Regions from separate parts of the Homo sapiens genome. Here region 2 is linked to region 1. The links are chromatin contacts, found by Hi-C in ENCODE. All regions are on one chromosome and are shown on one strand. The core of a region is the stretch at or near the end of the contact, and the rest is flanking DNA. Distances in the headings are between cores, read along the strand shown.

Evidence for each region. A loop is a pair of places that touch in the nucleus more often than their neighbours do. Pooled maps may share reads with other maps.
Region 2: a map with no recorded cell type shows a loop between it and region 1 (3-fold over the local background). The contact joins two enhancer-like sites. A Hi-C loop is called at or near these places in 1 of 168 maps with a recorded cell type or tissue (ectodermal cell), 1 of 37 single-sample maps with no recorded cell type and 2 of 50 pooled maps.

What each region holds. Positions count from the first base shown.
Region 1 is chr22:41,138,194-41,143,212 of GRCh38, reverse strand. EP300 (EP300 lysine acetyltransferase) reads right to left here. Exons shown (of 31, transcript NM_001429.4): 9 at 2,956-3,073; 10 at 1,991-2,165. Among named protein-coding and RNA genes, the nearest start is that of EP300, 48 kb to the right of the region's middle. Within about 2 kb of position 2,657, at least 3 of the 41 ENCODE cell types and tissues checked have a DNase peak (open chromatin) inside an H3K27ac peak, as active enhancers do.
Region 2 is chr22:41,633,824-41,638,842 of GRCh38, reverse strand. XRCC6 (X-ray repair cross complementing 6) reads right to left here. Exons shown (of 13, transcript NM_001469.5): 4 at 2,592-2,730; 5 at 2,073-2,327; 6 at 1,052-1,235. Among named protein-coding and RNA genes, the nearest start is that of XRCC6, 15 kb to the right of the region's middle. Within about 2 kb of position 2,315, at least 6 of the 41 ENCODE cell types and tissues checked have a DNase peak (open chromatin) inside an H3K27ac peak, as active enhancers do.

The DNA of each region.
Region 1 (5,019 bases), core at 1,408-3,907:
CCAAAGAGCTGGGATTACAGGCGTGAGCCACCACCATGCCCGACCACTTTTATGCTTCTATTATTTTCTGTGTATCAGGTTAAGGTAAGAATCTCATTCTACAAAATGTCAGATTTAGTACGAGCTAAAGGTCAACATATACTTAAGGCTGATACTCAGTTCCACTACCACTTATTCCTGCTTACATCAGTACCATACTGTTTATACTGACATTAGAATACAATTTAATATCTCACAGACTTTAAACTTGGCTCAGAACTTCACCCAGAACTTGAGTAAATTCTACCAAAACCAAGTATCTCAGGTATGTCCACTTGTTTTTTTTTTGAGACAGAGTCTCGCTCTGTTGCCCAGGCTGGAGTGCAGAGGCACAATCTCGGCTCACTGCAAGCTCCGCCTCCCGGGTTCACACTGTTCTCCTGCCTCAGCCTCTTGAGTAGCTGGGACTACAGGTGCCCGCCACCATGCCCGGCTAATTGTTTTGTATTTTTAGTAGAGATGGGGTTTCACCGTGTTAGCCAGGATGGTCTCCATCTCCTGACGTCATGATCTACCCGCCTCGGCCTCCCAAAGTGCTGGGAGTACAGGCATGAACCACCGCACCCAGCCTGTCTACTTTTTTTAATCTTTAGTTACTACTCAAGTCCAAATCATGTACTGAAGCAGTCTCAACTCTAATCTTGACTTTTTCATTCCTGAAAATTTGTTCTAACTACTCAAAAAATCTGTGTTTTTCCTTACTATTGGGCAGCCTCCATGTATACTATTTCCTCAGCAATGTTGCTCCTCCCAACTTTTTACACATTACAAAACAGTACCTGGCACACTTCAGTTAGCAAATGAGGCTGCTAAAGGCCAGTGGTAACCAATGGTTCTCTACTTTACTACTTCAATGAATGAAAGAGATGAACTTCTCAGCCCACCTATAATCTACTGATCGTATGAGGTTTACTGCCCGCTGGCTCAGTTGGCACTTCTTAGAGGTCATTAGCATTTCCTAACTCAGTAAATGCAGGTTTTTCCTATCACAGCCTTGCTCACAGCACTTACAGCCTGTGCCATTCCTGAAAATGGTGTGCCTGCTCCATATTTCACTACTTTGATCGTACCAATAAGTCAACGATTGAGTAAGACTATTTATCATAGTCTTGGCTATCTGGTTAATTCATCAGGTCAACAATGATGCTATAATCAGAAACTGAAGCTGTCAAAATGTAATTTTAAATGATGCTTCTAGGCAGGGAGTGGTGGCTCATGCCTGTAATCCTAGTACTTTGGGATGCCAAGGTGGGCGGATCATTTGAGGCCAGGAGTTTGAGATCAGCTAGGCCAACATGGCAAAACCCTGTCTCTACGAAAAATACAAAAATTAGACAGGCGTGGTGGCATGTGCCTGTAATCCCAGCTACTCGGAAGGCTGAGGTGGGAGAATTGCTTGAACCTGGGAGGCGGAGGCTGCAGTGATCCAAGATCATGCCACCGTACTCCAGCCTGGGTGACGGAGTGAGACTCTGCCTCAAAAAAAAAGAAAAAGAAAAAAAAAAAAAGAGTTCCTAGACTTAGAATATTTTATGTCAAGTAGAAAGTGTGACAGTGTAATATGATATTATGTGTGTTACAGGGCTCCTGAACCTGGTCAGCCTACAAACATTTACTGGCTACTTACCACACAAGCCAGTCTCAGAGAAATCTGTGAACATCTGTATGTAGGCTATTGCTTTCTAGATGTCACTATTAGAGAAGTTTACACCTTGGGCTCTAAAAACAATTCCAGATTATCAAGGTATGTTAAGTACCATGCCCAGACATCTTAAATATACTTGTTCTGCTTCTGTTTTTACTAGTAGATGAGTTATTTTCTTTGCAAAGGCAAATGGTTATTTAAAAAACTCTAGAATAGTTACACAAGCTTACAGAAATTAATGACTTTAGATAGAAACTATTTTATTATCAATTTCTCTCAAACAGAAATATAACAAAAACCACTTACTAGAAGTCATTCCTGGTTGCGGCTGTCCCATGTTAGGCCCTGGATTCATGGAAACTGGAACCATGCCTGCAGCATTTGGTAGCATGTTCTGCTTCTGTAGTCTGGTCCTTCGTTTTTCTTCTAGTTCTTTCTGGATCTTATAGATTTTCTCAGCTAGAAGGTGGTAGTATTCCGCCTTTTGAATTGTTGAAGTAAAATAAGGGAGATGAGGAAAAAAGGAACTACCACCAGGTAACAGAAAAAATAAACTGAGAATAGATATTAGTTTCATTTTATATGCTGCATTAAGAACTGGTGCCAATTTAGAAAGGAAAGTTCAACTTATGTAGAGAATCTGAACTACCGTGAACAACAGTTAAGTCGCTACTTCATTATATTCTAGTGAAAAGAGAACACAGCTGGTAACAGCTCAGCACCACCCCACTCCTGTTTTTGAGAGAGACAAGGTCTCCCTCTGTCACCAGCAGCGCAATCCCGAATCACTGCAGCTTGACTTCCAAGGCTCTGGTGATTCCCCCACCTCAGCCTTTTGAGCAGCTGGGACAACAGGCACGTGCCACCATGCCTGGCTAATTTTTTGTAGAGATGGGGTTTTGCTATGTTGCCCGGGCTGGTCTCCAACTCCTAGGCTCAAGTGATCCGCCCACCTCAGACTTTCAAACTGCTGGGATTACAGGCACCGAGCCACTGCACTCGGCCAGCTCAGCCACTTTTTAGGTTGACAGGACAACCAGATAAAGTGCCACATGAGTGCACTGTATTAGGAGGAAAAACATAAGATTCTTGATGACATACACTTAAGAAACTGCTTTGGTATCCTAACTATGCTTGGGGACAATAAGACGGGATAGCTACAGCGTGTCCCCCGTCTGAAGCATATGTACTACTTGTACATGCTAAAGAGGAATAAAATAACCACAACAGGTTCAATCTTGGCTATTAATAGAAAAAAACCAGACACTCACTCGATTGTTTGCAGATTCATACATGTCCCCTTCAACTTTCCGAGCATATGCAACTAGGTTTTCCATCCGTCTGTCTTTTAAAGCAGCAGGATCCGGCGTAGGAAATATGGCTTGGACGCTGGAAAAAGAAAATCCTACCACTGTAATATCATGTCAGCATTTAATTAGTATTTTTCTGATTTTTATACACTGAACACATAGAGGAAAAGAAAAAATAATGGCAAGGTGATATATATTACTTACTGAAATGAAATTATCTTTTTGTGATAAACAAAAGAATTTTTGTCTATATTTCCGTTCACAATATAAGAAATGACTCTATAAAAAATACTCTTTGGTCCCTGTTACTCTAGACATAAAGCAAAATATTACTTTGGGTTACATACTAAAGACAGTGAGGAAAACAGGCCTTGTCATAGTATCAAGTAGCCTTCAGAGTTCCATCTGCTCTTCTAAATTTATTATTTAGCTTACTGAAATAAAATTCAGTAACCACTCTAAAATGTTAAAACATCAAAAACTTGAACTGTTCTGACAAAGGCTTATAAAAAACAAACAAAAAACCAAAAACCTGAAGTGGACAGACCAGAAATGCGTAATGATTCTGTTAGATTCAGTTTTTCACTTTCATGCAATTCCCTAACAAAATGTTTTGCACTAGTATCTCTTATGACTGACAAATGTGATCTTTAGGCACTAATTTTATTTGGACATCCCGTACTCAGTTGCATAGGACTTGAAGGAACCAGATCAAGAAGATATAAATGGAAGTCCAGAATAATACCAAGTTGGTAGAAAACTCGAGCATATATAATAAACTTTTAACGTAAAGTCAAATGATCAACCCCAAATAATCATCTCTGTCCATTAAATAAAAGTTCCTGAATAGTCTGTCACAAAATAAGAGATCGGTTATTCTTTATTAAAGGAATAATTTCATTAAACTTGTGAAGTTCTTTCCTTGTCAAATTCCGTTACTTAGTGCTACCACTGAAGAATTCCTGGCTGGACACAGTGGCTCAACGCCTATAATCCCAGCCCTTTGGGAGGCCAAGGCAGGTGGATCACCTGAGGTCAGGAGTTCGAGACCAGCCTGGCCAACACGGCGAAACCCCATCTCTACTAAAAATACAAATATCAGCCAGGTGTGGTGGCAAACACCTGTAACCCCAGCTACTTGGGAGGATGAGACAGGAGAAACGCTTGAACCCAGGAGACGGGAGGTTGCAGTAGCCAGCCGAGATCACGACACTGCACTCCAGCCTGGGCGACAGAGAAAGACTCAGTCTCAAAAACAAAAACAAAAACAAACAAACAAAGAATCCTAAATGATTAGCAAGCATGGGTTCGTGGGAGGAAAAAAAAATTCCTAAATGAAACGTATATAATTGGTAGTTTGACATAACATAAAAATAAATTAAGACAAAATGATAAATAGTTCCTCAGTCAATTAAAAAATATGGATACAGTAAAGACGACCCTGCTATTAACTGAAAGTGAAATGAAAAGACTTCTCCAAGAAAAAATACTGCATGGTGTTTGAAGGGTAAACTCTGTAATTGGCAAGGTCCAAGCTCTACCTTTTTATGATGCTGAGCACATTTCATTACCTTGCTCTATATGCCTCCCCCTCCTTCATCTGACAAAAACTCTTTAGATTAAGATGGAGTTCGTAAGGGGAGAGTGCCTGAAATATATCAACTTCTCAAAAATAAACTGCCATGTGCACATCTGGAGGACGAGAAGACCAGAGAGTCCACCCTACCAGATTTTTACATAATAAAAGCTCTACCAGGACAGGCGTGGTGGCTCACACCTGTAATCCTAGCACTTTGGGAAGCTGAGGCAGGCGGATCACTTGATGTCAGGAATTTGAAGTCAGCGTGACCAACACAGTGAAACCCCGTCTCTACTAAAAATACAAAAATTAGCCAGGTGAGGTGGCACGTGCCTGTAGTCCCAGCTACCTGGGCGGCTGAGACAGGAGAATCACTGGCACCTGGGAGGCGAAGTCTGCAGTGAACCAAGATCGTGCCACTGCACTCCAGCCTGGGCAACAGAGTG
Region 2 (5,019 bases), core at 1,066-3,565, 500 kb before region 1:
AAGTGCCCTATGCAGGTATACCATTTATCTTTATACCATATTTCTTTTTTTTTTTTTTTTTTTTTTGAGGCGGAGTCTCACTTTGTCACCAGGCTGGAGTGCAGTGGCATGATCTTGGCTCACTGCCACCTCTGACTCCTGGGTTCAAGCGATTCTCAGCCTCCTGAGTAGCTGGGACTACAGGCGCGCGCCATCACGTCCAGCTAATTTTTGTATCTTTAGTAGAGAACAAGGTTTCACCATGTAGGCCAGGATGGTCTCAATCTCTTGAACTTGTGATCCACCCGCCTCGGCATCCCAAAGTGGTGGGATTACAAGGCGTGAGCCACCGTGTCTGGCCTATATCATATTTTTATTGTACCTTTTCTATACCTTTAGATACATTTAGATACACAAATACTTACCATTGCCTACAGTAAACAGTATGGTAATATGCTATACAGGTTTGTAGCCTAAGAGCAACAGGCTAACCACACAGCCCAGGTGTGTAGTCAAGCTGTACTCTCTGGGTGTGTGAAGTACCCTCTATGTTTGCACAATGACAAAATCGCCTAATGACGCAATTCTAAGAAGGTATCCCTATCATTAATTAACACATGACTGTACTAGTGAGTACAGCTAAGGATACTCTTAGACCATAACTGTCTACCCCCACGAAATGGAGGGCTGTGTTACTTTAGAGAAATATCATGCCAGCTCTTGCCAGAGATAAAGCAGCAAATAGCTTCTGCTATCCTGAAATAAACTATTTTAGAGGAAGACAGTGAGGCAGTGGCATAGTCGAGTTAAGTAGCCAGTCAGGTCAGAGCAATGTATTGCTTCTGGTTTGTTAAGCAATGTGTAGCAGTGCATTGCTTCTGATTTTTTTTTTTTTTTTTTTAGGTAGAGAGAGGGTCTTGCCATGTTGCCCAAGCTGGTCTCAACTCCTAGGCTCAAGCAATCCGCCTGCCTTGGCCTCCCAAACTGTTGGGATTACAGGTGTGAGCCACCGCGCCCAGCCTGCTTCTGATTTAAGGGCAGTGTAGGCAGCTGACCCGGGCTGAGTGCACACCTGCTGAGTGCTCGCTTCCTGGTCTCCTTGGCGCGAACCTTCCGCAACAGGTCTTCTAGCTTGCTGGATTCCTCAAAGTGAACCCTGAGGTCCTCATCCTCTGCTATGCTGATGATATCTCTGTAGAACAAGGATATGTCAAAGCCCCCAGGTTTCTTCAGGTGCATCAAGTCAAGGAAGATGCCTGTTGCAAGGGTAAACAAAAGTGAGGGAGGAAAAAACAATTTTCAGCAAGTGAGAAGTTCTTTCAGTTAAAACTGAAACATGCTTTTAAAAGCTCCCTGAAAACTAGACTATTAACATTTTCAGGACTTAGAAAAAGTGACTAAGGAAACCAACTGCTATAATGACTTCAGACAACTTTTCAAATAATCACCATTCGTGGTAATATTAAAGTCAAGACAACTGGCCAGGCACAGTGGCTCACATCTGTCATCCCCAGCACTTTGGGAGGGCGAGGTGGTGGATCATCTGAGGTCCAGAGTTCGAGACCAGCCTGGTCAACGTGGTGAAACCCCCATCTCTACTAAAAATACAAAAATTAGCTAGGCACAGTGGTTCATGCCTGTAATTCCAGCTATTTGGGAGGCTGAGGCAGGTGAATCGCTTGAATCTGGAAGGCGGAGGTTGCAGTGAGCCAAGATTGTGCCACTGCACTCTAGCCTGGGGGACAGAGTGAGACTCCGTCTCAAAAAAAAAAAAAAAAAAAAAAATCAAGACAATCTTGTTCTGACAGAGTCCTTTAGACAGCTAATGGCATGGCCATCTGCAGTGTTAATGTTACACAGGCATCTTCTGGCTTCACTTTATTTTTTTATTTTATTCTAAATGGTAAAAAGCACATGCCTGAAGTCAGGTACACAGAAAGCAATAAAACTGCACTGGGCACAACAGCACATGCTTATAGTCCCAGCTACTTGGGAGGCTGAGGCTGAGCCAAGACTCCTGAACTCCTAAAAAAATAAAAAATAAAAAAACAATAATTAAGTGCCAATTTAAGAGAACGGGGAAATATGCCCACCTGTATCTCGGAGATCACCGGCTTTGGTCCTGGCCCGGCTGGCTTTGGCACTGTCATTGCCATGGGGGTTGTCTTCATTGGTGAACAGCATGATCCTCTTATGACTCATCTTGAATTGGACATCACTAAAGAGGTTGGCACAGACCCACAGCACTTCACTGAGTGAGTAGTCAGATCCGTGGCCCATCATGTCTTGGAAACGTTTTTGTCCCTGCTGCCCCTTAAACTGGTCAAGCTCTAGAATTCGTTTTGCACCTGATCAGAGGCAGGGAGTCAAATGGAAAGAAAAATCAGAAGAATGTCAGTGGCTGCCTTTACCACAAGACTAACAGAAGGACCCTTTTTCACCCCAGAGCTGTTTAACCCATTTAACAAAGTCCACATCGAGCAAGGTCCCCTTATGGAGGAAAGCATACTCCTAGACAAGATGTAACTTGCTTCCTTCTCCACAGTCCTCTTTGATCAGAGTACTGATATTCTCATATATAAGGGAAAAGCTGATCTTAAAATATTACTGACCTGGATTATCCAGCTCCTGTAAGACGTAAATATTTTTAAAATTCACTGAATTTTTGTCTTTCTCGGTACCATAGAACACCACAGCCAAGAGATCTCGATCACTGCTTATGATCTTACTGATGTACACACTTTGGATACACTGAAAAAAAAAATTCAATTAATATTTACTTACCACTAAATGGAAGCTCCATAAGTGCTCAGTACCTATTAGTTGCTCAAAATATGTGCACTGAATTTGTATATGGCACTAAAATAAGGCAAGATCCCTACCTTCAGGGGTAATGAATCAGTGAAAGTAATGGGCATAAATATCAAATTTTAACAAAAACCAGAATGCAGTAAGTATACATTAGAAGTATAAGCAGTCCCTGCCATTGAAATCAGAGAATTAACAATACGTATATTCAGGCCAGGCACAGTGGCTCACATCTGTAGCAATCCCAGCACTTTGGGAGGCTGAGGTGGGAGAATCACTTGACCCTAGGAGATCGAGACCAGCCTGGGCAACATAGTGAGACTCCATCTCTACCAAACAAAAAAAAACAAAAAAATTAGCTGGGCATGGCAGCACAGGGTCCCAGTTACTTGGGAAGCAGAGGTGAAAGATCGCTTGACCCCAGGAGGTGAAGGCTGCAGTGAGCAGAGACTGCACCACTACAGTCCAGCCTGGGCAACAGAGTGAGACCTTATCTCAAGAAAAAAGGAAAAGAAGTATCAGAGGGAGGAAATTGTGCTATGGGAGTTGGGGCGAAGCAAAGCATTGGAATCAGAAAACCTGGAGTTGAGTCCTACTGATGTCACTTACTTAACTGGCTGAATTTGGACAGGTCATGTGATCTTTCAAGTACCTTGGTATCAGGAAACAGAGTTTATATACACAGTTGGCCCTCCATATCTGCTGGTTCTGCATCTATGTATTCAACCAACCTCAAATCTCAAATATTCAGGAAAAACAAAGAAATTCCCGTTTCAAAAAGCAAAACCTGAATTTGCCATGTGCCAAGTACTACATTGAAGCCATGTGAATGAAGTGATGCATAGGCATTGTATTAGGTACTATGAGTAACCTATAGATGACTTAAAGTATAGGGGAGGATGTGTGTAGGTTATATGCAAATACTATGCCATTTTATTTAAGGGACTTGGGCATCCTCGGATTTTGGAATCCACGGGGAGTCCTGCAACCAATTCCCTCAATAACAAGGGATGACTATATAAAATAATTACAATGCTTAAGTACATGTGACCTGAAAATAAGTCAATAACTACCAGTAAGCGCATCCTTGAAATAAAACTGTTTAACTACCCAGTTAAAGACATCAGTATTCCAGTAACAGGAAAGGTCTACCCCTCTATATAAACTAATGTCAGCATCTGGTACATCAGGTCTTGTAAGAGCTCATCAGTTCACCCAGGCGCGGTGGCTCATGCCTATAATCCCAGCACTTTGGGAGGCCAAGGCGAGCAGATGACGAGGTCAGGAGTTCGAGACCATTCTGACCAACATGGTGAAACCCCAACTCTACTAAAAATACAAAAATTAGTTGGATGTGGTAGCACGTGCCTGTAATCCTAGCTACTCAGGAGGTTGAGGCAGGAGAATCGCTTGAACCCAAGAGGTGGAGGTTGCAGTGGGCTGAGATTGCGCCACTGCACTCCAGCCTGGGCAACAGAGCGAGACTCCATCTCAAAAAAAAAAAAAAAAGAGAGTTCATCAGTTCTAGGGGCCTACCTAATTCTGGAGCACTAACAAAATTAAGTCTTCGGGCCAGGTACAGTGGCTCATGCCTATAATCCCAGCACTTTGGGAGGCCAACACAGGAGGATTGCTACAGAAGTTTGAAACTAGCCTGGGCAACATGGCAAAACAATGTCTCTACAAAAAACAAAAAAATTAGCTGGGCATGCACATGCTTGTAGTCCCCACTACTCAGCTACTCAGGGGTGCTGAGGCAGGAGGATCACCTGAGCACAGGAGGTCAAGGCTGCAGTGGGCAGAGATCATGCCACTGCACTCCAGCCTAGATGACAGAGCGAGACCCTGTCTCAAAAAAAAAAAAAAAAATTAAGTTTTGGAACCTGCAAAGCTGAGGAATAAACCAACCATGGTGATCCCCTCCATGTCCTGCCTGAGCTCTAGCTGGCCTTCGTCCACAGCTATTCTCTCCTTAAATGCAGAACATGTACTATAGCTAGTCACTGACAACAATCCACATGGCAAGTAGTCATTTCCATAAATATTTTAATCTACTCTGAGGAGTCTACAAACTTTTAAAAGAATCTGGTAAGGGCTCCTTTTAGGTTCTAAAAATTAAAAACAAAAACTAAAACAGAATTTTAGAAAATGTTTTCTATTGCTTATCAACTACTGAATACTTATTATCGGTTATCAAATTGTGCTCATCTATGAATGTCTCATTTCCTTCCT